2 separate regions of the Mus musculus genome follow, and region 1 is linked to region 2. A link is a loop called in an ENCODE intact Hi-C map of the cell type or tissue named here. Cell type or tissue: gastrocnemius. All regions are shown on one strand. Each heading gives the region's core, and the rest is flanking DNA. Links, peaks and the distances in the headings are about the cores only.

Region 1 (8,000 bases), core at 1-8,000, 110 kb before region 2:
ACATTGTATGCATATAGGTGCACTCCTTACATCTGGTACATGTGGTTACATTGTATGCATTGGTTCACTCATTACATCTGGTACATGTGGTTACATTGTATGCATTGGTGCACTCGTTACATCTGGTACATGTGGTTACATTGTATGCATAGGTGCACTCTTTACATCTGGTACATGTGGTTACATTGGCCATTGCAGGCTGGGTTTCTTCAGACTCAGTGAGAGAGGTTGTAGGTTGTGGTCTGTGTGAAGTATGAGGACTGGACCTAGTGCCCGTGACATGACTACAATCTGTCACAGAATTGACCTGGGGTAGGTGGGATGTGTTCTTGCCAGATCCAGCATGCCTAACCAATTTTCTCTCTTGGCACAGAGGCACAGAGCTTTGGTCTGCTGGATCCCAAACTCTGCTACTTGCTAGATGGAATCCTCTTCATCTACGGAGTCATCATCACAGCCCTGTACCTGAGAGCAAAAGTGGGTTCCCCTGGGCTCTTGAGGGAGGGTATAGGTTCCTCCACTGGGAGGATGTGAGGTGGGGATTTGGCACTGGAGAGTCTCAGGCCTGTGCTCTGCTTGGTGTCCATGGGCAAGGCAGGATACAACCAAGCGTGCACAGCCGGTGAGCAGAGAAGGCGGGGTATCCATCTGTGGCAGACAGAGCAGCTCAATGATCCAAGTGCTATGTGTATTACTGAAGATCGGTACCAGTGCCTGGATGTGGCTTCTGCTGGGAAACAGATGGCTTATACTGAACAGTTTAGGACAAGAAAGTGAAAGACAGACAAGACAGCCTCTTCTTAGGGCCTGCGGTTGAGCTGTAATGGAGGCCATACAGCTTTTCTCTCCAACTCTTGATTTTCCCATCCTGGAAATAAGAATGGTGGACAGAGCATCAGGCATCACCTGGTGCCTGAAGCCGTGGGTTTGTGGAAAGGACACACCTGGGAAGGTAGAAATCTCATCTTCCCAGGGCAGTAGAACCCATTTCCTTTCAGGCATAAGATTTCATTTGAGGAAGTCTTACTTTATGATTTTTTTTTAAATTTGGAAACTACACTTAGCACCAACTCTGGAAAATCCTGCAGTTCCTCTCAGCTTAGGTAACATGTGTGGTTATAGCGACTCGGGGCACACAGTCAGGACAGTAAGCAAGCAAGGTGCTTCCCACTCAGGAAACAGCTGGGTGAGTAATGATGCCCATGTGCCAACTTAGTAGGAAGCTTTTTGTAGGCACTGTCTACCCTCAGGGTTCCTGGAGGAAGGGGAACAGGAGGGGTTTCCTGGATTCCGGCAGGCACAGACGGAGAGCCTGGAACCCCTGCACACAGGGTGTGTGGGGGTGTGTGGGGGGGGCAAGGCCTTTACTTGGGATGATTAACTTCTCTGAAGACTAAAGCTGTAAGCACTTTAGTCAGGTCGCAGGCAGGAGAAAGGACAACTGAGTTCAGAAAGAAGCGGCTACACTTTGGGCTAGCCACAGGGAGCCAACAAGGGAGTTTGTTGTCATCGGGCATGGAGGGGCTGACACGCAGCTCTGCACTATAGCCAGTCCGATGGCCCCTTGGAGGTGGTGCTGAGCTCTGATTCTCTCTGCTCTGTTGCAGTTCAGCAGGAGTGCAGAGACTGCTGCCAACCTGCAGGACCCCAACCAGCTCTACAATGTAAGTTCCCCCTTCTGCAGACCTTCTTGGAAAGCCTTGTCCTAGGACCTAGGGAAACTTCAAGGTCAGGTTAAGCTGTAGGTCTGGTCCAAAGCTATTGGCCTGGTGGCTGGGTGGCAAGCCTTTGAGCCTCAGGTTTCTAATCCTGACTGGAGCGGAATCCTGCTTGCCCCTCAGTGCTGCTATGAGGACGAGGAGCTTTAAGAATGAGATGCATGGCATGGCCCTGCCTCAGGAGAACTTTCAGTCACTAGCAATTTTGCAAAGGCAAGAGGCCACAGCACAGAGGGAAGGGTCCCACAGAAACGCAGTGGGGCTCTGGTCTGTGAGATTCCCCTCTAGGTGCCTCCATTTCGCATGCTAATGAAAGTGTATCATTAACCCTATTAGATCAGCACATGGTGACTTGGGGGTTCCCACCATGTGCCAGCAAGGTAGCAGGTGTTTTCTGAGGCGCTAGCTTGAAGATGAAGCAGTTCCCACCACCTTTCTTGCCTTGATCCATGCTTTAACTGGAGAGATAGTGAAGGGTGCTTGGTGTTCTTGCAGAGGACGCAGCCTTGCCCCCAGCCTTGCACCTACTGGCTCACAAATATCTGTAACTCAAGCCCAGGGGATCTGATGCCTCTTCTGCAGGCATGTGGTGCACAGGCATACATCAGGCACACACACATACACATAACACACATAAAATGTAAAAATTACATTTGCTTTTTATTGTGCTTTGTGTGTGTGTATGTGTACCGTGATGCACACATAAAGGTCAGAGGACTTCTCTTTTGCCATGTGGGCCCTGGGGATTGAACTCAGATCTTTAGGCAGAGGCCAGTGCCTTCCCCACCCACATACCTCACTTCCCCTATGCTGCTTTGTTTCTTTTTGAGCCACCGGGTGGGAAACCAACTCCAGTTTTGGTCAATGTGACCCCATTCTCCTCAAGGTCCTGTTTCCTCTTCTAGGAGCTCAATCTAGGGCGAAGAGAGGAATATGACGTCTTGGAGAAGAAGCGGGCTCGGGATCCAGAGATGGGAGGCAAACAGGTAGGGCGCTCCTCCGCTTCTGAGTGTGTGGGCTTCGAGGCTATAGCAGCAGGTGGGCATTGGACTCTGGCCTGGGACAAGAGGATGACAGACACTTGCTGTTGTGCCTTCCCTTTCTTCTTGGTTCCATTCTGCGTCAGAAGGAACCTCAGTACTCAGATCGTCCTTGCCTTCACGTCCATCTCCCCTCTACTGCGCCTTAGCCAACACGATGTCAAGATACACACAGGAAGGGCTAAGCCTGTGGAGAAGGCATTCTGGATTCTGAATACCCCTCTAGAACATGGCCACATCAGGCTCCAGGGGCCTGTGCCCTGTAGGGAGGGGAAGGGATGGGGGACTCCTCCGATGCACGAGAGGCCTCTTAATAGCAGGACTCAGGACAAAAATCCCAGTGTAAGGTCAGTGCTACTCAAAGCTACCCAGTGTCCTCAATGCTTCTGGTCAGACATGCCCACTTGGCCCTGACCTCTTAGTCCTAGGTGTTGCTAGAGGGCATGGCAAGAAATAAAATTCCTCATTCCTATTTCAGTCTCCAGCCTCAGCTCTTCTCCACGGGACCCGGAGGGTATGGGGAAGGGCAAAGAGTGGCCACAGAAACACAGAAACACTGAAGAGCACTGACTGGCTGCCTCTGAATGAGGTGACCCAGCCCGTGTCTCTGTTTATGGTGCGTGTGAGGGCGTGAGAGAGCAAGGGGGCTGAGAGATCACCAGCAGCCTAAGACATGTCCAGGTGGGAGTATGAAGTGTGGTAGGTATGCATTGTAGAGTCCCTGCCCAGAGGTGTGTGGGACGGACCAAGGGCGACCTGAGCAAGGCTTGGGCAATATGGAGATTGATAGCTGAGCCATAGGGCAGGGGGTAGCAGGCCAGGCAGCATGAGGTCATTACACTTGCCAGCCTGGATTCTCTCAAGCTCATCTCTGCGCCTTTCTATTCCCCAGCAGAGGAGGAGGAACCCCCAGGAAGGCGTATACAATGTAAGTATGGGAGAGTTCACCATTCACCCTAGACAGATGGAAGAGGGCTGGCAGAGGTGCTTTCTGTCCAGGCTAGTCCATGCCTTCCCTGGGTGGCCATGTGCCACCTGCTGGTAGCTTTAGAACATCCTCTTATGCTGGGCAGGGTCACAGCACCTCATTTCCTCTGCCTTTTTCTTGCTGTTCTGTGGGCCCTGAGCCTGTGCTTGGGGAACTGGGCAGAAGCTGCAGGCTACGCTGGGTAGGAGTGTGGAGCCGGCTTGTCTTGAGAGGACGCTCATCCCGAGGGCTGGAGTATTCTGAACACTTTCTCTCATTGTAAAGTTCACCCCCACCACAGTGGTGTGAAACTAGTTTCAGACCACCAAGGTGCTCCTTGCCGCTGTTGGTATAGCACTGCGATTGGCTGATCCACAGCCTGTGGTATCAGCTATGAAGAGATGGCTTGTTCAAATAAATGACTCTTTGCTCCCCCTGAGCCCTTATATTGTCCAATCTCCCTGTCTTGGTTTACAGTTCTAAATCCCATTTTCCTGCATCTAATGTGAATCGCTCAATGTATAGATCCGGTAGATCAGGGAAGATTTCAAAGTCAGGGTTGTGGGCAGCAATGTTTGTATGCCTAAGGCGTGGAGCCCTGGCAACTGGAGCCTGGCAGCCTGGGCACCCGGAGGCTTCTGAGGGAATGCTCTCTCTGTGTTGGTTAAGAAGAGAATGTGTCACCTCTTCTCTTCCTGTAGGCACTGCAGAAAGACAAGATGGCAGAAGCCTACAGTGAGATCGGCACAAAAGGCGAGGTGAGCGCTGCTCTTCCTTGAAGCCCTAGGCAGGCAGGTTCCTTCTGGTACGAAGTCTTCCTTTCCCATCCATTCCTCCTTCAACTAAGACAAGCCCATGTGACGGCAGCCATGAGCATAGGTACTGCCGGACAGTACATGGGACTAAGGATGGACTGAGGTGTCAGGTCTCAAAGGCAAACCTAGAGCCTGTGCTAAGCCCTGCTGGAAGCGGATCGAACCTTTTCAAGTAGTGTCGCTGTTTATATAGTACTGTTGTGTGCTTACTGCGTGCTGACATGGGGTCCCGGGGGGGGGGGGAATGAAAGTGTATGGCCCCTTGTTTATTGATGATTTTGTAAGAACTTGAAAATATCTAGGCTAGAGCATTGAGTTCTGAGTATGGGGCCCTGGGCAATGCTCTACCAGGGAGAGGGGTTGCTGGTTAGGAAGCCGTCCCTTCTGATCCCTTGAGTAGGGGCAGTTGAGCAAGGGTGCTACAACTGACTCTCTTCCTCTCTAATCTCCTTTCAGAGGCGGAGAGGCAAGGGGCACGATGGCCTTTACCAGGTGAGAGTGGCCGGCGCCCACCCTGGGCGGCACAAAAGGGGTAGAGCTGAAGCTACTGTAGTCTGCTGGTGGCACAGGCCTTTGTCAACAGACAGGACACGCAAGCCCAGGGCACACAAGTGGACTGGAGGTCACTCCACGGCCACTATGGCTCTACAGCTTGGTTGGGACTCAGCTGTGGAAGCGACACATCATTTGTATATAGCAGACAAAAGCAGCTATCTAGGGAGGTGGGAAGGGAGCCCCAAGAGGTGCAGGCAAGAAACGTAAAGGATTCTCTACAGCTGACTGTTTCCTTTGCCTCCTGGGCTAGCTTAGTTCTGCTCCCCCCTCCCCAATTGCAAGACTAAGAGTGGGCAGAAAGGCTGGGCAGTGGTGGTCCATGCCTTTAATCCCAGCACTTGGGAGGCAGAGACAGGCGGATTTCTGAGTTCGAGGCTAGCCTGGTCTACAGAGTGAGTTCCAGGACAGCCAGGGCTATACAGAGAAACCCTGTCTCGAAAAACAAACAAACAAACAAACAAAAAGTGGGCAGAAAGATTGAATAAAAAAAAAAAAGACATCAAAAGGACCTTTCAAAAGGAAAACATTGTAATCAGGTGCCTGGTTTATGTAATTTATGCAAACAACGTGCAGAGACCCTACTTTCCTAAAAAGGGCTCCCTAGTGACTTCATATTTCCTGTTGCTGGGATAGGGAGGAAGAGGCTGTCCAGCCAGACTGGGGCCAGCTTTGCCTGAATATACATTCCACAGTGGCCAGAGCCCGGAAGCTCCCGGAGAAGGACTGAGTTAAAGAGGGACCACTTTCCCTGTGACTAGTCCAGACTCTCTGTGGGTCCAGGTAGCACATTGTCTGGCACCTCCTGGGTCCCAGCTCAGTGTGTGACATGGGGAAGCCACCTTCCTCTTTGGTCAGATGGGAATCTGATGGGCCCTGTGTGCTGCAGGGCACGGTGTCTGAGTTGAGAAAAGTAGAGAATCAAGCTGGGAAAAGACTTGCTTGAGTCATTTGTAGCAGGACAAAGAACCAATCTTTCTGTCAGCATTCTCAGGCAAGATTCCCACCTGGGACGTGAAGGGATCCTCTTGGGCTCCTGAAGGGACCGTGGATGAGCTACAGAGAGTAAGCTTGTACCTGTGAGCTCCTGTTCACCCTTCTGTCACTTGCTTTCACCAGGGTCTCAGCACTGCCACCAAGGACACCTATGATGCCCTGCATATGCAGACCCTGGCCCCTCGCTAACAGCCAGGGCATTTCTCCCTCACGGGCTTCACCTGCTGATGTCACTTGTGAAGGACAGAGGACAAAGCCCCCCTCAGTTTATTCATTTCCCAGCCACCATTTCATGACGAGGATGGTTCTCTCACTTGCCACATTTGTCTTCTTCAGTTCCAGAGCACTGAACACAGAACGTCATCCCTGGACTCTCTAAAGGGAGAGCCACCCTTGCTCTTCCACCCCAGCCCTGCTCTTGGGTCTTCTGGCAGGCTCCTCTCCTTGCAGAGCCCAGCCCTAGCTAGGAGTTGGGGGTGGAGGGTGGGGCACTAACACACTCCCTCCTGCAGCTAGCTGAGTTCAGTTTGCTTTGTAAAGTCCCCAGAGAAGCCCTAGGTACTGTGTGTATTGTTCTATGGGTATTGACTCGCTCCGCTCCTGCTGTAAATTTGGCTTCTGTTGTCACACTTTGCAGTGTTGAGGTAACATGTAATTAGGCCACATTGTGAAAGGCAGAGAGGCAGGTACAAGGGAGTCCAGGTAAATGCCAGCCAGAGGTGGCTCAAAGAAGGGAAGCAACACACAAGGAAGGTTCCTAGCCACAGGGGAACAGTAACAAGGGGCCTCTTTCCATCAAGAGTACTTTCCACATCTCCCAGCCTTTGTGCCAGGCACTCCAGGAACGGTAAGATGTCTTACCTTCATGAAGACCATGCTTTTAAGAGTGCAAATAACTTGTGTACAAACTGACACAGAAAATAGGATGGGCCATTACCGCCAACGACAAGGGAGCAAGAGAAAAGGGAGCAAGTCCTGCCTTCTTCCAGGAACTCGGTTCATCCCTGTCAGGTGGCAGGAAGACCCAGACCACCCAGGTCTGCAACGTTCCCAGTGACAATCAGTGGCCGGCAAGGTCATTGTGTCATTAAAGTGCCTGTACCCATGGATGGGGAACCCTCTGATCGCCTGGGTTTTTTAATTTATACCAGCTTGCTATTTTGCATAATAAACACTTTGCTAAAAATGATCTTTGAAGCCTTATTTCAGTGGTGAAGCCTGGGGTAGCAATGCAGACAGGACCGCAGAAGGCAGCCTCTGCAGAAAGTGATGTTAGATTCAGTTAGGAACGGGCAGGGGGCAGGGGTACCCATGCATGAAGCCATCCTGAAGGTTCTCTTTAACGCATGGGGTAGTGCCTATTGTTGGATGCTGGCACGAGGCTGGCTTTGGGCCATCACACAGGGAAATGCTCAGTGAAAGAATAGGGACCTGGCCTGGCCTTAGGATTGAACCGGAAGAGGATGGTGGAAAGGCGTCCTGAGGCGAACTTCACTTTGAGTGCAGGAGAACTTGGCAGTAATACTGAGCAGAGCATTTAGGTGTGCCTGGCAGCTGCCATGGCCCTCACACAGGGGTGGGGAGTGGACAGCAGTATTAGATCAGCTTCCTTCATCAAAGGTGACCTTTACCTTAGTAGTGCCTTCTCTAAGTAGAGCATCTCTACTTAAGAGTTCCCAGTTCATCAAGCCCAATTAATGATGGACAAAAGAATAAAATTTGTACATTGGCTTTATAAACAGAAATCCAAGGCTGTTTATTAAAAGGCCCTGAAAATTAGCGATCCCAACACCAATATTAACAGCATAAATAGAAAGGGCTTCTATGTACACATTCCTGGCAGGGGCAGTTCACTCACTTTTAAGCCTGAAGTTGGGGTCTTTAGGCAGAATGCACCTAACATCCAGGCCTG
Region 2 (16,664 bases), core at 5,175-13,174:
AATCTGTCACTCACCTTCCCATTTTTTTAATATCATAAATATAAAAACTAAAGCTGGTCCCAGCACTTGAGAGTTTGAGGCCATCTTAATCAACATAGTGAGATTCAGGCCTTGGCCACACTAAAAAACCCTGTTAAAAGAAAAATAAAATAAAATCCATTCCTAGCTCAAGGTTTTTTGTTGTTGTTGTTGTTGTTTTGTTTTTTTTTTAAATAGCCACAGTGTGACAGGCATTAACTAGTTTCTTCTCACAAGAACAATCATGTAAGTTCTTTTATCATTCAATTTTACATATGAAAAATAAAGAAAAGGGTATTGGGTAAACTAAACTGCTCAGCAGCACCTGACAGTGGAATCTAACCGTAACATAGTACTCCTAAGTCTCCCCTTGAGAGCCCCAAATGTCTTAGTCTTTGGGTTTACTGTTCTTCAGTAAAGTAATACAAAGCTTTCTTAAATTTATTATTTTATTGTATCAGTTACCTAGCACGATATACAGAAATTTATAAGGCTGCTATTAAGAACTGTATTGGCCCCATACATATGTAGCAGCTTGGTCTTCAAGTGGGTCCCCCAACAACTGGAGTGGGATCTGTCCGTAAAGCTGCAGCCTGTCTGTGGAATATGTTCCCCTAACTGTGCTGCCTTATCTGGCCTCAGTGGGAGAGGACGCTCTAGCCCTGCAGAGACTTGATGTGCCTGGGTGGAGGGATACCCAGGGGGGCCTTTACCCTCTCAGAGGAGAAGGGGAAGGGGGATAGGGAAGGGACTGTGTGGGTGGTGGATCAGAAAGGGGGGGCAGCAATTGGATATAAAGTGAATTTTAAAAGTTTAAAGACTTCCTGTCATATGGGGCATTGAACTATATGCAGATCACCTACATGGGATGGAAGGAGTTCTCTCATGTCTCCTGGAACCAGGGCTCCTGTGGAAGTTACTGGCCCCTCAGCCCCCACAAAAGAAGCATGGCTAGAAGTCAAGTAGACAATGTCCCAAGCTTCTGACCTTCATGCTAAACTCCTCCCCAGTTACCTAGCAACAATAAAGATAACAGCATACCATAAGAGGGGCTACTTGGCCCCTCCTCACTCTCTTGCTCTTACTCCCCTTACTCTCTTCTCTTCTCTCCTCTCCCTCTCTTTCCCTCTTCCTCTCTAGCCTTTCTTCTCTCTCTCCTTTTCCCCCTTCTCTCCTCTTAGCCATGGCTGGGGTCTCTCTCTCTCTCTCTCTCTCTCTCTCTCTCTCTCTCTCTCTCTCTCCCTCTCTCTCTCTCTCTGTGTGTCTGTCTGTCTGTCTGTCTCTGTCCATCAAGGCCCACTGCGCTTACTCTCACCTGCGTGGAAACCTCTCTCCCTCAGCCCTCTCTCCCATAACCCCAGGGCTACAGGGTGTCGCTCTGGGGCCCCCTGGTTTCAGAGGCTGCCCCTTCCTTGTCCACCCCCTATCGAGTGGGGTCAGTGGCTTAGATGCCCACCCAGGGCCAAGTGGAAAGCGTCTGGCAGCCCTCCCACATCTGCCTGCCCAGAGTATAGGAGGAAATCTGGCTGGAAGTAGGCTATCTTCCCTTCCTTCTCTTTCCCCTGACCCTATTAGTTCCCACACTGTCAGAGTTATTAAAAAAAAATTATTATCTACTCTAAACAAATGTTCTTTATATTTTCTTTTTTCTTTTTTTTTTATCCCCAGGAGGGAGAGACAACACAGCTGGGAGGTTATAGCAAAGCTGGCTTCATTTAGCATCTATTTTGCATGGTGAAAGACCATGCTGAGCAGGTAGAACTTCTGTTTTAGGGACACATTTACATGTACCATGCTGAGCTAAACATGCTTGAGTTAAATTTGTACTCATGTCTCTGTTTATTGGAAGAATGGATGCGATGGCAATAATATAGATGCATGTTTCCATTAGTTCTCTCTACGGTACCCTGCATTTGACCACTATATCTTAAACTTAGCACTACTGAAATTTTTGAGCATATTTTTTTGAGGGAATTCTGTTTTGTGCTGTAGAATGTAGTATTTCAAGCTTCTAAAAGCTATCAGTGACCTTCTTTTGTCTGACTAGTCATTAAAAAAAGAAAAACAAACAAGCAAACAAACCAACCACAACAAACTCCTCCAATACCAAGCACCAGTATTCCTAAGTAGAGGCTGAGACAGGAGGACTAAGGATCAACTTAGGCCAGGAGTTAGAGGCCAGTCTAAGAAACATCAAACCCTGTTCTCAGTACTGCTGAGGACCACTTTGCGCTCCTGCTGTTTCCCTTCTAGCCAGACCTCTCCTCTCTAGTTCCGACTCCTGGAGTGCCTTCCACATCTGTGGAATTACTGCACCAAGCAGTTTTTGTACAGAAACTGTCTTTGTGTTGAGATGCAAATAATAAAATGACAACTGTCTAGGAAAGAGAGGTAGAAGGTCAAAGCAGGATATTTGTCAGAATCTGGACACAGGCCTAAGTGGCTTATGTATAGACAGGCAAGGGAAGAGACTGAGAAAGTAGAATGGGCTGTGTCACCCAAATGACCTAAGTTATAATCCTAAGAGTGGTTACATTTGTCCTTTCAGAACATACACTGCAGTTGCTTCTGTACGGACACCTACTGGGGGGAACCAGTGTACCTGCTGTGCTCCAGGAGGGAAGATAAGGATTGCCTATGCTAGGATAAGACAGGCTATGGATTTGGAAAGTAAAGGGGAGCATGTCTTTTCCTTGGGCATGAATAATTTGATATTTCTCCCTGAAATACAGGACACAAGGAAATGCCAGATAGCATCAGCAAACAGTAACTGAAGCCATGGGCATGAATACATTAGGCTGTAGAATGAAAAGAAATGGAATCCTAGAATCAAGCCCTCAGGAATCCAACATCTAAGGAAACAAAGGAGACAAAGTAGGAGAGTTACCAGGTAGAAGAGAGGAAACAGAGGCGTGATTTCAGCTTCCAGGGAGGGCAGTTTCAAGAGAGAGAGTGAGTGGTCAAGGGTGTCAAAGAAGGAAAGTTCTGGGTAAAAGTTCACAGTACTTCACAAACCAGTGGTCAATCCCTCCAGCAAGACTGTACCAACTCCCAAACAGCACCAACTGGGGACTAAGCGTTCAAGGACCTGAGCCCACAGGAAACATTTCTCTTTGAAACCACCACACAAACGGAATAGTTTACACATGCAGGAAAGGTCTATATAGAATAACCCTTACATTTGTGTGAAGTAGTCACTAAGAAGTGAAGGAACTATCACTCATTACTGCTTAGATATGATAAGGGCTGAGAAAACTTAGCTATGAGGTCTCATCTTTATCTAGTAGCAGTTGTTCACTCAGAATAAATGTTTAATCAATGGTTCTGGCTTTTGTTTTTCCTCTATGAGTTAATTCAATCATAAGCAGCATGGTCCAGTCAGGCCCGATTTCTCGGGAAGGGAAAGAAAGCAAGAAAATTAACTACAGCTTTTCTACCTCTGGTAAACTTACTAACTTCTTCTGCTTTATTTTAAAAGGTTTTTATTAGTGTTTGTGGGTGGCCAGAAGTGGGTATCAGATCCTCTGACGCTGCCTGATACGGACACTGGGAACCAAACTTGGGTCATCTGAAGGGCAGCAACTGTTAACTGTCAAGCAAACTCTACAGCTTCTCATTTAGTATTTAAATCTCATATTTTTATTGGCTGAGGCAAGTGAGGCTTAATAGAAAGAAGAGAAATGGAGTATAAGTTCAAATCCTCATGCACACAGTACTCCCTTTACCCAGGCAACTCAAAAACTCCTAATAGAAGTTACCCTAAATTTTTATTCAGAATATTACAAGACTTCCATGTTACTCCCAACAACTACCACACTTCTCCTACGTCTGACAGGAGATGAACAAAGCAGACCCGAGAACAAGAGAAAGATAAGCCAGTGTTGGCAGCATATGTTTAGAATGTGATCACTTAGTACATCTTAGAAAACTATTCATTTATTTATTGTGTGGGTGAACCAGGGCCAGTATGTGGAGGTCAGAGGACAACTACAGGGGTTGATTTTGTCTTTCTACATGTGGGTTTGAAAGGCTTGACAGCAAGCACCTTCAGCTACTAAGACATCTTGACAGCACTCACTTCTAATGTATCTTAAAGTATCCAATACATAACCTCTGTTAGTACTAATACCTTCAAGAAAAGACTAACTGCTCATCTCAATGTAGCTTTTCCAAATAGCAAATAGCAATTCTGATGTTTAAGTTCTTGTAATTTTTGTAAGCATGAATAAAGATAGAGCTACAAAGTTTTCAGTAGACTTGGAACAGCAAATTAGACTGACTTCTGAAAAATAATTTTTTTTCATAATTCAAATGAGAGAACCAGAAGTAATTAAATACTTGCTAGCCTTCAAGCCCCTATAATCCAAGCGTGGAAGGCTATCATTGGGGGATCATGAGTTCAAGGGTAGACTGAGTTATCTATGGAGACCCTATCTCTAAAGGGGAAAAAAAAAAAAAAAACACAAAACACTCAACCAAGGGAGTATTATGGAGAACAAAAACACACTGACTATGCAGGTACTGCATAATAATAATAAAATTATTTACCGGGTAAAGGTATAAAGGAATTTCATTAATGGCCAAGAACTTCTAGTTTAGAAAACATGCTACATTTCTGTGACCAGCAAATTTGGGTAAATAGCCAGGAAATAAGCATGAAATTTAGCTTTTATGAGCCATATAGTCTCTGATACAACTACTCCATATTATCATTGCAGCCCAGGAACAGCTAGAAATACCAAAGACAATACATATACAAGTGGCTATTTCTGTGTCTTGATTTAAGTTTAATTTTATCTGTTAGCATTTCAATTTCAAATAATTTTAATATACCATAAAATCTTGTTCATTCTAATTTTTTTTTACACATCTGAAAACATAAAACCAACCCTTGCCCCTGGGCCAAGTAAATACAGATAGCATGGGTTGCAGAACGTGGCGACAGAGCACGTGAGTCACAAGGAGCACGTGGAGAGTGGCCTAAGGATCACTGTCTGTCCTCCGGTTTTCATCAGTGTTTGTGGAAATAAAAATTGTTTCTCTCTTGATAGTTCATTAATTTCTACTTTCCATTCCCAGTTCTAAGTCTTCCAAGGAAACTTTCTGAAGTCTTCGTTTCATTCCATCTCTCTCCCCAGGGCACAGATGAATGTTTTTAAGTCAAAATCTATCCTTGGGGGGGGGGGGGAGCAGGGGTTCTGGGAGGGCATCTCAACTTTTTATGAATCCTACTACCTTGAACTACTATAAGGCTTCAAATCTTTTCATGCTCTATCTTTTAATAAATATAGGTTTAACCAACCTTATTATTCCCTGTCTCTTTTAACCATCATTTAAATTCTATATAATGAGACCACTGTGAGGCTTTGGTAGCTAGTAGCTAGAGAAGGAAGATTTTAGTCACAAATACATTTAATGTTTAAAATTACCCCAGCAACTGTTCAAATAGCTTCAAAGAAAGCTCAAAGAGGAAAGCTGGCTCACAGCTCTAAATTGCTTCTATCACCACTTCCCTGGGTATTCTTTCTGATTTTAAAAGTTACTGTTTACTTGATTTTTCTAATTCTGTGTACTATGGTTATAATTGAACAACGGTATATTTTAAAGACCTAGCATGTCTTTAAATCTAAAGCTAATGGTTCTAAAAGAAACTATTTAAAACAATGTAAGTTCAATTTCATTTACAGCATAATATACAAAATGTTAAAAATCAATACTAACTTATAAAATTATGACCACAACCTTGGAGGCCTGGAGTCACATTTATTTCACAGCAGTAGCCCTCCATGTATGAACTGTCTGGATGTGCAGGGGACATTCTGATTAGCAAAGAGAAACAGCGGGGCACTAGTGACAGGCCGAATGCTAGGAACAAAACTGTTCTTGAAATGTGATGGCAGGAGACAAGAGCATGCAATAAAAGAACGAGAACTCACTTTCCATCTCTCAAAGGCAAATGTTTCAATGCACCTGTATCAAAGCTGTCACCAGTGATCCCAGCAGAACATATCAGTGAATGCACTGGAGTTTAGCAATCTGGGTGTGACTGTCAGTGATTTCTTCTGACGGCAAATGCCACCCCGCAAAAAACAAAAGAGGAAAATTGTGTGACCAGTGGCAAAAGCAAGACAAAATTAGAACAAGTCTCTTACTTGCCTGAGAGTCCTCGTTGCATACAGTCAACAGAAATGGTAATTACCTATACAACACAAAGCAAGAAGATTTTTGCCTTTTATTTTGCTGTCAAGTATATAATCTGAAGGATTCTTGCTGACTACTGTACCCTCAAAACATGAAACTATTCATTATTCCTAAAAAGCATCTAAGTAAGGTCAAATATTTTTTTCAAATATTTCTCTCTCTCTCTCAAACACATTTTTTTCAAATATTTCTCTCTCCTTCTCTCTCTCTCTCTCTCTCTCTCTCTCTCTCTCTCTCTCTCTCTCTCTCTCAAACACACACACACACACACACACACACAATTACAATCACACGCATTAAGCCAGGTTTCAATATTAGTGAAAAAATTTTAGGGCAAAAAAAGTTAAATGTTAGGTATTTTTAATATGAATGTCAAGTAGAAAAAGAAGCCAGAACATCAATTTCATCTCATGAAAATTTCAAAATAAAATGTCACTATTTCTAGAAAAGGTTTATTTAATGTTCTTTTTAACCTCACTAAATCATATCTATAATCCTAAAAGGGCAGCCCCATAATCCACAGTGAGTTCAAGACAGCCTGTAAGCGCTGCCACAAACTGCTTGTCGTCAGCTCAGTCTTACAGAAAGAAAGCACATGCTGCCGAAAGGTCGGTTCTCACTCTTTCCTACATCAAAACAAATGTTTTTATTTAAAATTACAGTAAAAGTACATCCTTTCTCCTCTGGCATTCTTTCCATCTCTTTTCTCCTTAACAATACCAAAAAACTGTCAAATTTCTTTCAAAGAATAAAAATAAAACCAATACCCAAACCTCTAGTCGTCAGGACTCCATGTTTGCTGTACAATAAGGAGGCCTTTAGCTACTTCGACATGCTTGGTAATGACAGTCTTTTCCTCCATAGTTAACTGTGAGCAAATATCAAGAACCACACACTCCTTTGTAAGTTAAGTACCACGGGCGTTTCCAGCAACATTAAAACAACTGTACAGACTAATCTCAAATGCATACAACATGAACTTTCAGCAACTTCTGGCCAGGTAGGGTTGCTGCACACATCTATAACCTTGGCAACTAGGAAGTAAAGGTACATCAGGTATCCGGGTCATCCTCAGCTACAGCGTGAGTTCAAAGCCAATGTGAGCTACATGAGACCCTGCCTCAAAAAAATGTAAACAACCAAGCTCTGCACAGTTTACTCTATTTACCACTTAAAACTTTTTTTCCCCCAGTCCACAGTTCAATTCCAATGAAAATACAGAATAACAAACCTATAGAAGATTTAGGTCAATTCTAATGAAAACACAAGAATAATAAACCTACAGATAATTCAGTTCAATTCCAATGAGAACACGAGTAGTAACCTATAGGTAATGCAGTTCATTTCCAATGAAAACAGAGCAATGAACCTATGGATAAGTCACGTACATGACAGCAAAGGCAAGCATGCAGATTACCAACAAGCTCTCATTTAAAGACTGCACTCAGCAACTCAATTTGTCCCGCTTGTCTGTTCTGTCGCATGGACAAAGAGAAGAATAACTAATCCATAGTCCATATAAATCAAAGTTGTAACTTTAAAAGCCAGGATGCTAACTAGCACAGAGCAGAATAACACCATAAGTCTTTGGTTCCTCCACCTGCCCTGGCTCTTGGGTTGCAGCTTATCTAACAGCTAATTTTCCCTTCTTGTGGGGTTTTACTTGGTGTGCCTGTTCTCCACTTCCATTTCTTCCCCTGTAGTTTTTAAAAGGATATAAAGCATCTGTATTAAGAATGCCTAAAGATATCAAAGACCTAAAGCTGCACTGGTTGTGTGTGGCATAGGAGGAAGGGGAGGAAAACGTGAGGTAATGAGGATCTACTGTATTTACCGTATGTGCAGGGCATGTGGACAACAATAGGAACCATGCAGGGTGCACTTTTGGTCAGAAAAGAACATGGCAGCCTAATGGGAGGCCTTTGTTCTTCAAAAGGGTCTCCTTTCTCTCTTTTGTGCTTCACTTAATTCATGGCATCTGAGCTGCTCTTGAACTTGACAGATGAGAAAAAAGGGAGAGAGAAGAGTGAGAGTCACACACAAAGAGAAGGGAAGGGAGGACTTAAAAAAGAACTCATTGTGATAATTTAGTTCTGCTAGACTTGGGGAATTTTGAGGAGTTGGCTAGTAAAATTCAGAATTAAAATAAAAATTTCCAATATTACACTAAGTAGTTAAGTAGACAAGTAAAATGCAAAATAAACTCTACAAAAAAAAATTTAATACAGATTATTTTCTGCTACAAATATTTCTTTAAATAGTAAATACTGATTTTTCAAGAGTTACATAAAAGATAAGCATTCTATTAACAACAGTGGGTATTAAATGATTTCCCAGATTAGGAAAATGTTGAGATAGAAGTAGCACAAAAGAACACCAAAAACCACGAGCACCACCTACAGGATGAAGTGTGCAGTCAAGGCTAACAGACTAAAAAACATCAACTGATTGTCATCTTGAAGGCATGAAAAAATAACTGAGCAAGAAATCACAAGTCCTAGGAATCGTTGGCTAATCAAAAATATAAATAACTCTGGTTTGTACGACAAAAGTCAGCTTAAAGCAATAAAAAACATAGTTGTATGAGGCTAATGAGGAGCTTGGCACATAGACTTCACAACCACCTAAACTCCAGCCCCAAGAGCTCCACTGCCTCTGACCTCTGTGCACACCTGCACTCACAGGCACAAACCCACACACATACACTTAACTAAAAATAATTTTTTTAAAAAGGAAAAAGACAGCTATAAAGTGATTCGATAATAATGTCTGGCTTTAAAATAGATTTGGTTACTGTTTTTGAAAGATACTCAGCATAAAACAACCAGATAAGTCTAAAACATAAGAAACTGTCCTATTCCTGTTACATTTAGTATTTACTTTCCCAGGTTTTCCTGATACATGTGACTTAGATACATAAATTTTCATCTTATGCCATACATGTATTTTACATCTCCTTTTTAAAAAAAGAAGTCATCATACACATAGCTCTCATTTCTGGTGTGTTAAAACAACATATTATGCTCTATTGAATTATTTCTACTTCCACTAACATCCGAGCTTCAAGAAGTAGTACTGTTTATATATCTTTCCCTGATAGCTTAAACTAATTCTATAAACAAATGACTAGTGATAACGGATTTCAGTTAAACAGTGCAAACATTTCAAATTCAATGTATTACACTGTTCTCCCAAAGTTGTGCTAAAGTAACTTCTAATATTATCATTTTGTTTTCCTAATACTATATACTCTTTTAAAATTTGACATCTGATAAATTACCTGAAAATGTGTACATGTGTACATATTCCCAATATTTGCTGAGATGTTGTAAAAGTAGTACTTTTAAACTACTTTAAAGTCAGCTACAATTTTATAAAATCTTACTTTATAGTTGATACTTATTTAATTAATGCCCAATCACATTACACTACACAGTGTATTCAGAAGCCACAATCAACTCCTAGTACCAGTGAGTAGACTTAAAACTTAAAACTTTGCACTATCTCAAAGGCAACTGTAATAACAGGCAAAATTAAAACACTGTATGCCCTTTCCAAAATAGCTATTTTGAAAGGATGTTTTTCAGCTAGACTTATGTGCATGTACATGGAAGTAGGTCAGTTATAGACCAAAAATTGTCTAAAACAAATGAAAAAAACATTAAAGGGAAAGGCCATGAATTTGGGAGAGCACAAAAGGTGCATGGGAGGAGTCTGAGGGAAGAAAATGGTGTAATTTTAATTTCAAAAAACAAAAGTTGAGAGAAAGAAAACAACCACTTCGAATCACTCTTTGAATGGATATGGATATGGTTATTTTAGGGTTCACATGTGTAGACGTTAACACCACTAACTCTAATTCTCAAATGCAGCACTACAGACTTTTTGAACAAGGCAATTCTCTTTGGGAAAGAAAAGTGGACAGGTCTGTTCACTCTAGGGTATTTACAAGAGAGTGTCTGATCATTGCCTCTCCCTGGGAAGAACGGGATGAACAAAATTTGTGCCTAGGTAGGAACCACATCACAGGGTACTTCAACAAGCTATCTCACAAACCCCATTTAAATTTAAACGTATTTTACTTGTTTATTCATTTAGTGTGTGTCCTTTGCATGTGACAACTTGCAACAGTCACTTTTCTCCTTCCACCAGGTGGAAGGAATTGAACTCAGGTCATCAGTCTTTTCAGCAAACACTCTTAACACAGAGCCACCTTGACAGGCATCATAGTCCTATTTTTAAGTAGACAAGGAAACCAACATGAGAGCTCATGCTAGAGACCTAACACCCAAGAGGCTGAGGTTAGGAGAGCGCTGCCAAGTCTGAGACCAGCCTGTTAACTACACAGGGGTTTCCTGGCCTACAGCATGAGACCATGACTCCAAAAATGCAAAACAAAACAGTATACATCAAGAGCTAAGACCATATCTCAGTCAGTAATGCACTCCCTGACACGCTTGAGCCTGTGAGTACAATCCTCCCCAGGACAAAAATCAAACAAACAAAACAACAAAACAGAAAAAACCCAAACCTTATACAAATATTTTCAGCAGCTGAATACTTACTAAATTCTCACTAGCCTTCACTACACTGAACAAGGTCTCTTATCTAATTACTAACATGGTAGTTTAAGGAAATACTGAGCTTGGGGCACAACAGATAAACAAAATTACTTTATCACTGTCAACTATCCTATTAGTTTTTCTTACAAATTCTGTCTTAAACCCACGGCTTCTCCACATCTTTTCTAACTACTTCAACTACCAAGCCTTTCCTATCCAGACTGTGTTTTCCCTGTCCCCTCAGCTTTTACTCCACTCATTCACTCAGCTATGAGCCACTGACTGCCTGGTACATGCAGTTTTCTACATACTAAGAATACACTATTAACAAAACTCTCAACAAAATTATTTTATCTAACTAGGTGTGGTCACACATGATTTCTATACTAGCAGAGAGTTGAGTATATTACTATGTCTATGAAGCATCACCTGTGTCATTGTTTTGTAAACACTCTTCTCCATCTTCTGGTATAGAGACAGACAAGTAGACCAATGGAATAGAATTGAAGACCCAGAAATGAACCCACACACCTATGGTCACTTGATCTTCGACAAGGGAGCTAAAACCATCCAGTGGAAGAAAGACAGCATTTTCAACAATTGGTGCTGGCACAACTGGTTGTTATCATGTAGAAGAATGTGAATCGATCCATACTTATCTCCTTGTACTAAGGTCAAATCTAAGTGGATCAAGGAACTTCACTTAAAACCAGAGACACTGAAACTTATAGAGGAGAAAGTGGGGAAAAGCCTTGAAGATATGGGCACAGGGGAAAAATTCCTGAACAGAACAGCAATGGCTTGTGCTGTAAGATCGAGAATTGACAAATGGGACCTAATGAAACTCCAAAGTTTCTGCAAGGCAAAAGACACCGTCAATAAGACAAAAAGACCACCAACAGATTGGGAAAGGATCTTTACCTATCCTAAATCAGATAGGGGACTAATATCCAACATATATAAAGAACTCAAGAAGGTGGACTTCAGAAAATCAAATAACCCCATTAAAAAATGGGGCTCAGAACTGAACAAAGAATTCTCACCTGAGGAATACCGAATGGCAGAGAAGCACCTGAAAAAATGTTCAACATCCTTAATCATCAGGGAAATGCAAATCAAAACAACCCTGAGATTCCACCTCACACCAGTCAGAATGGCTAAGATCAAAAATTCAGGTGACAGCAGATGCTGGCGTGGATGTGGAGAAAGAGGAACACTCCTCCATTGTTGGTGGGATTGCAGGCTTGTACAACCACTCTGGAAATCAGTCTGGCGGTTCCTCAGAAAATTGGACATAGTACTACCGGAGGATCCAGCAATACCTCTCCTGGGCATATATCCAGAAGATGCCCCAACTGGTAAGAAGGACACATGCTCCACTATGTTCATAGCAGCCTTATTTATAATAGCCAGAAGCTGGAAAGAACCCAGATGCCCCTCAACAGAGGAATGGATACAGAAAATGTGGTACATCTACACAATGGAGTACTACTCAGCTATTAAAAAGAATGAATTTATGAAATTCCTAGCCAAATGGATGGACCTGGAGGGCATCATCCTGAGTGAGGTAACACATTCACAAAGGAACTCACACAATATGTACTCACTGATAAGTGGATATTAGCCCAAAACCTAGGATATCCATCTTCTTCTGATTGGTCAAAGGCAGTGGAATTAGAAAGGCTGGACTTCTTCTAATCCCAACCAGGGATCCCAGTGAGAGAAGGACCACATGGAGAGACCAGGAGGTTTCCATATATCAGGACACAGCAGGGGACAAATGGATCAGAGAAAGCCAAGGCAAGACCAGATTGGCAAGTAACTGGGCATTTTTCTGATATTAACAGCTTTAAAGGGTTAGAATAGCTCAGAACCTGCTGCCCAGCCTAGGCTTACAGTTTGTTAATAAACTTAACAGGTCTTTGTGTTAATTATTTGGAAGATAGAACAGGAACAGATAAGGCACCTTGTCTACATGCTCTCCCATTTCAATCCTCATTTTAAATTCACTTCCAAAAGATGTTCCCCACATGCCTCTCTAAATCAGCTTCACCCCTTCTCCTCATTATACTTGCTCAGAGTACCCCAGAGTATTTCCCAACAGGACTCACCCAGTTTGCAATTACAGCAGTGCATTAATTACTAATGATTAAAATATTCTGCAGACTACGTCTACAAGGAGCAGAGACCACTTATGTGTCAATTGGTATCTGAGCTCCATGATCTGCCACAATACCTGGCACACAGCAAGTTTAAGTACCTCTCATCTCAGCTCTGCCAAATATGACCTAGTAGCCCAAGTTCTCAGCACTTTAGTACACACCCTTCTCTGCGAAGGTCACATCAACTACAAAGAAATGTAACATCAAGAGAAAGCTAAAGAATAGTATGTATAGAGTAGGGAATGCATGGGGAGGTAATTGAGAAAGGGCCTAAATTCTCACTAGGCCTATATTACTGGGATATTAAGTCTGCAGACACCCCCCCACAAACACACACAAAAGCCTAAAAGGCTTTTTGAGTAGTATCATTCAGAAATGTGTTTTTGTAATATTAATCTATCTGCAAAAGAGCCTGAATACAGAACTTTAAACCACAAGTCAACAAAGGTGAATTTAATTAGTTTTATAAATTGGTACAGTATTAGATATGCAGTGGTACACACAAAGGCAGATGTTTAAGTTAGGTCTGTTTTTTGCCTCTCAGCCCCACGCTCCCAGAAATAAGACTTAGGCTCAATTTATATTTACAAATACCTTGGCCATCTAGCTAGGCTCTACTCTGATTAAATCAAAGACAACCCATATAACCTACATTTTTCCACGTGGCTGGTCACCTGTGCTCAGGTACCATGCGTCCACCTCCTCCCATCATTTCAGGTTCCTCTCCCTGCCTCCTTCTCTCCCAGAATTCTTTCTCCTCCCAATGTCCCACCCCTATTTCCTGCCTAAGCCATAGACCATAGACTTTTAAATTGACAAGATAATCTCAGCAGAGGCAGGGAGGCAGGGAGGCAGAGTCAGATCTCTTGAGTTCAAGGCCAGTCTGGTCTACAGATCAAGTTCCAAGACAGTCAGCCTACACAGAGAAACCCTGTTGAAAAAACAAAAAAGGTGCAGTATGAGAACATAAGCATGTTCCTGCTTCCATATTCATCAGTGAAGATTCTTACTGTTATTTGACAGCTAAATTAAGTTTACATTTATTTTAATTTTACAGAAAATAAAAGATACAGCAATGAAAAATCATCTCATTATTCATTACCAACTATGCTACTGGATTAATCCACCCAATGCAACTTCAGTGGCTCCCTACTGTCTACCTTCATCTGATGCCTAAGATCACACACAAACTAGTCAGAAGACTACTTTAGCTCCAAACACAGCTGGCGTTTTCTCCTCGATTAGACCTTGCTTCCCCAGCTCTTCCTTCTTTTGGAAGTGCAGTCTTACTCTCCAGAATCATAATCTACCTGTCGACATCCTATCTGCTGTATTCTTGCGCCAGCTTTCCACTCAGAATGGACAGCCCTAGCTCCATCTTGGTGTACTACCCCGCTCACCTCAAGTGCAAATGATCACTCCTAATACATGAAAGAGCAAAACTAAGCCAACAGCCATATTTATAATTTATAAACTGCTTCCAGAAACTATTCCCTTTGAGGGCAATAATTGTTTCTGATTTATCTTTTGTTTCTCATAATTAAAACAAAGTATGCACCTGAATAACTCTTGAATCGAACAGCAAAAAAAAAAAAAATACCACATACAAAATTTATCTTTCAGGCTGGAGAGATGGCTCAAAGGCTAAGAGCACTGTCTGCTCTTCCAGAGGTCCTGAGTTCAATTCCCAGCAACCAAATGGTGGCTCACAACCATCTATGATGCAATCTGATATGCTCTTCTGACTTGTAGGCATTCTTGCTGGCAGAATACTGCATACACAATAAATAAATAAATAAATCTAAAAAGAAAATTTTGTTTTCCTCATTAGGCCACATTAAAAGAACAAAGGGATTATTAAGTATCTATACTACAGCTACTATGTTAAAAGAGAACAGAGATAATTTAAAACTATGTACAAAACTCATCCTAAGGCTGAGGATGTAACTCAACAATACAGCATTTACCTGACATATAAAAGGTCTTGGGTTTGATAACCAGAATCACTAACATATGCACACACCCATCAATAAATGTAAAATTAAGAAAGTTTTTATTAAACAAGAAGCAATATAGCATCATGATTTTATAGTCAAGGCTGCAGAGCCCAGTAACCTGTGTCCATACTTCTAACTAAGCGAATGTCCTCTGGACATCAGTTAACAGAAATCTAAAAGGACAACAATTTAGTTTATTCTGTACTATTTTAAGAAGCCAAATGAATACATTAAAATACATTAATCTGTCACAAAGTACATAACCACAAAACCCCTGTTTAGAAAATAATACAGGTATATATAATTCCCTCCTATGCTTTTTCTTTCTCTACTTGGTACTTAATACTTGCTAGTAAATGCAGTGATTTATTGTTTCATTGTTTTCTCAGTGCCTTGAACAAAGACTGGCAATTACTATAATTCAGAGCACCTCCAGAGTTCCTGTGAACCAGTAGAACAGTGACAAACACAGGACTGGTGAACTATCATCTTTGATGAAGCCCTGGCACAATGCCTGCTTTTATATGGCTCACAAGCTAAGAATAGTTTAGGTTCTGTTGTTGTACAGATTTGTATATGTATATTTTTGCCTGCCTGTATGTATGTATGTATGTATTATGTATGTATGCATGCATGTATGTATATGCAGCAAATAGGGTTGAGAAAAGGGTATAGAATCCTATGGAACTGGGATGGCTACGGGCCCCCATGTGCACAGGTCTGAACCCAGGTCCTCTGCAAAAGCAAAAAGTATTCTTATCTGCTGAGCTAGCTGTCCAGCATTGTTTGGGTTTTTTGTTTGTTTTTTAATGTGTATGCTTATATGTTCCTGTATACATGTGTAGAGGCATGTGTGGAAGTTAAAAGACAACCTTGAGTGTTGGTCCTTGTGTTCAATCTTGTTTGAGACCAGGTGTCTAGTCTTTGAACTCCCTGGGATTCCAGTCTCCACTCCCATTTCACTGAAGAAGGACTGGTATATATACCAAGTCCAACCAGCCCTGTGTGAACTTTAGAGATCCAAACTCAGGTCCTTACCTATTCACAGAACTACTAAGAATAGGTTTTACAAAATGTCTGCAAAGGATCTGATCGTAAGGACACTAACAGGGGATCCTAAAAAATATTACTTCTTCAAAAGAATTCTTCTCAAGGCTTAGATCACAAAGTCTTACTTAACACTTTGCTAATTACCTACGTGCTGAGACTTGTTTTCCCTCGTTCTATAAGCATGTACATAATACCCATTTCACTTCTCAATTTAAAGAATCCAGAACATTGACTAGCTATTCCTTTAGAGAAAAGATAACGCAAGTGCCTGATGTGGACTTATGATCACACACCTGGCCTTTAAGAGTGTTTACACAGATACTGAATACTATTTGTGAGGAGGAAAGTTAAAAGAAAATTACATCCTTTAAAGTTTTATTTATTTATCTGTTTGCTTTTTTAAATAATAAATACTAGCTGTGAAGAAAACAGAGAATTCTTCATGACCAGTTACTAAGAAGTCTCCCAAAAATAAGTGTGGCAAATACAAAATAAGAACTATGGTGAGGAATTCCTTCATTTTTCTTTAAACCCATAAATCACTTCTCCCAAAAGACAGAAATGTTAAACTATAAGAAAGAACAGAACTCCAGGAGTAGTGATGCACACCTTTGATCCCATAATTCAGGAGGCGGAGGAAGGAGGATCTCTGTGAGTTCAGCCTGGTCTACAGA

What was found. Peaks named below come from ENCODE experiments on the same cell type or tissue, not always from the same donor. Only the 100,000 strongest peaks of a DNase experiment are listed, where the experiment ranks them.
Region 1: a loop joins it to region 2, with 5 times the contacts of the local background. A loop is called at or near these places in 17 of 42 quality-filtered maps.

What each region holds. Positions count from the first base shown.
Region 1 is chr1:165,854,793-165,862,792 of GRCm38, forward strand. Cd247 (CD247 antigen) reads left to right here. Exons shown (of 8, transcript NM_001113391.2): 2 at 374-477; 3 at 1,608-1,664; 4 at 2,624-2,704; 5 at 3,651-3,686; 6 at 4,427-4,483; 7 at 4,997-5,032; 8 at 6,212-7,320. The coding sequence ends at 6,277. Among named protein-coding and RNA genes, the nearest start is that of Gm32999, 9.7 kb to the left of the region's middle. In gastrocnemius, for the core only: a CTCF peak has its summit at 3,814 (motif pointing left); a DNase peak (open chromatin) is centred at 571; H3K4me3 peaks cover 617 bases; H3K27ac peaks cover 1,907 bases.
Region 2 is chr1:165,958,607-165,975,270 of GRCm38, forward strand. The region is part of intron 1 of Pou2f1 (POU domain, class 2, transcription factor 1); the gene reads right to left. Among named protein-coding and RNA genes, the nearest start is that of Pou2f1, 36 kb to the right of the region's middle. In gastrocnemius, for the core only: no CTCF peak of the experiment used is centred there; a DNase peak (open chromatin) is centred at 8,613.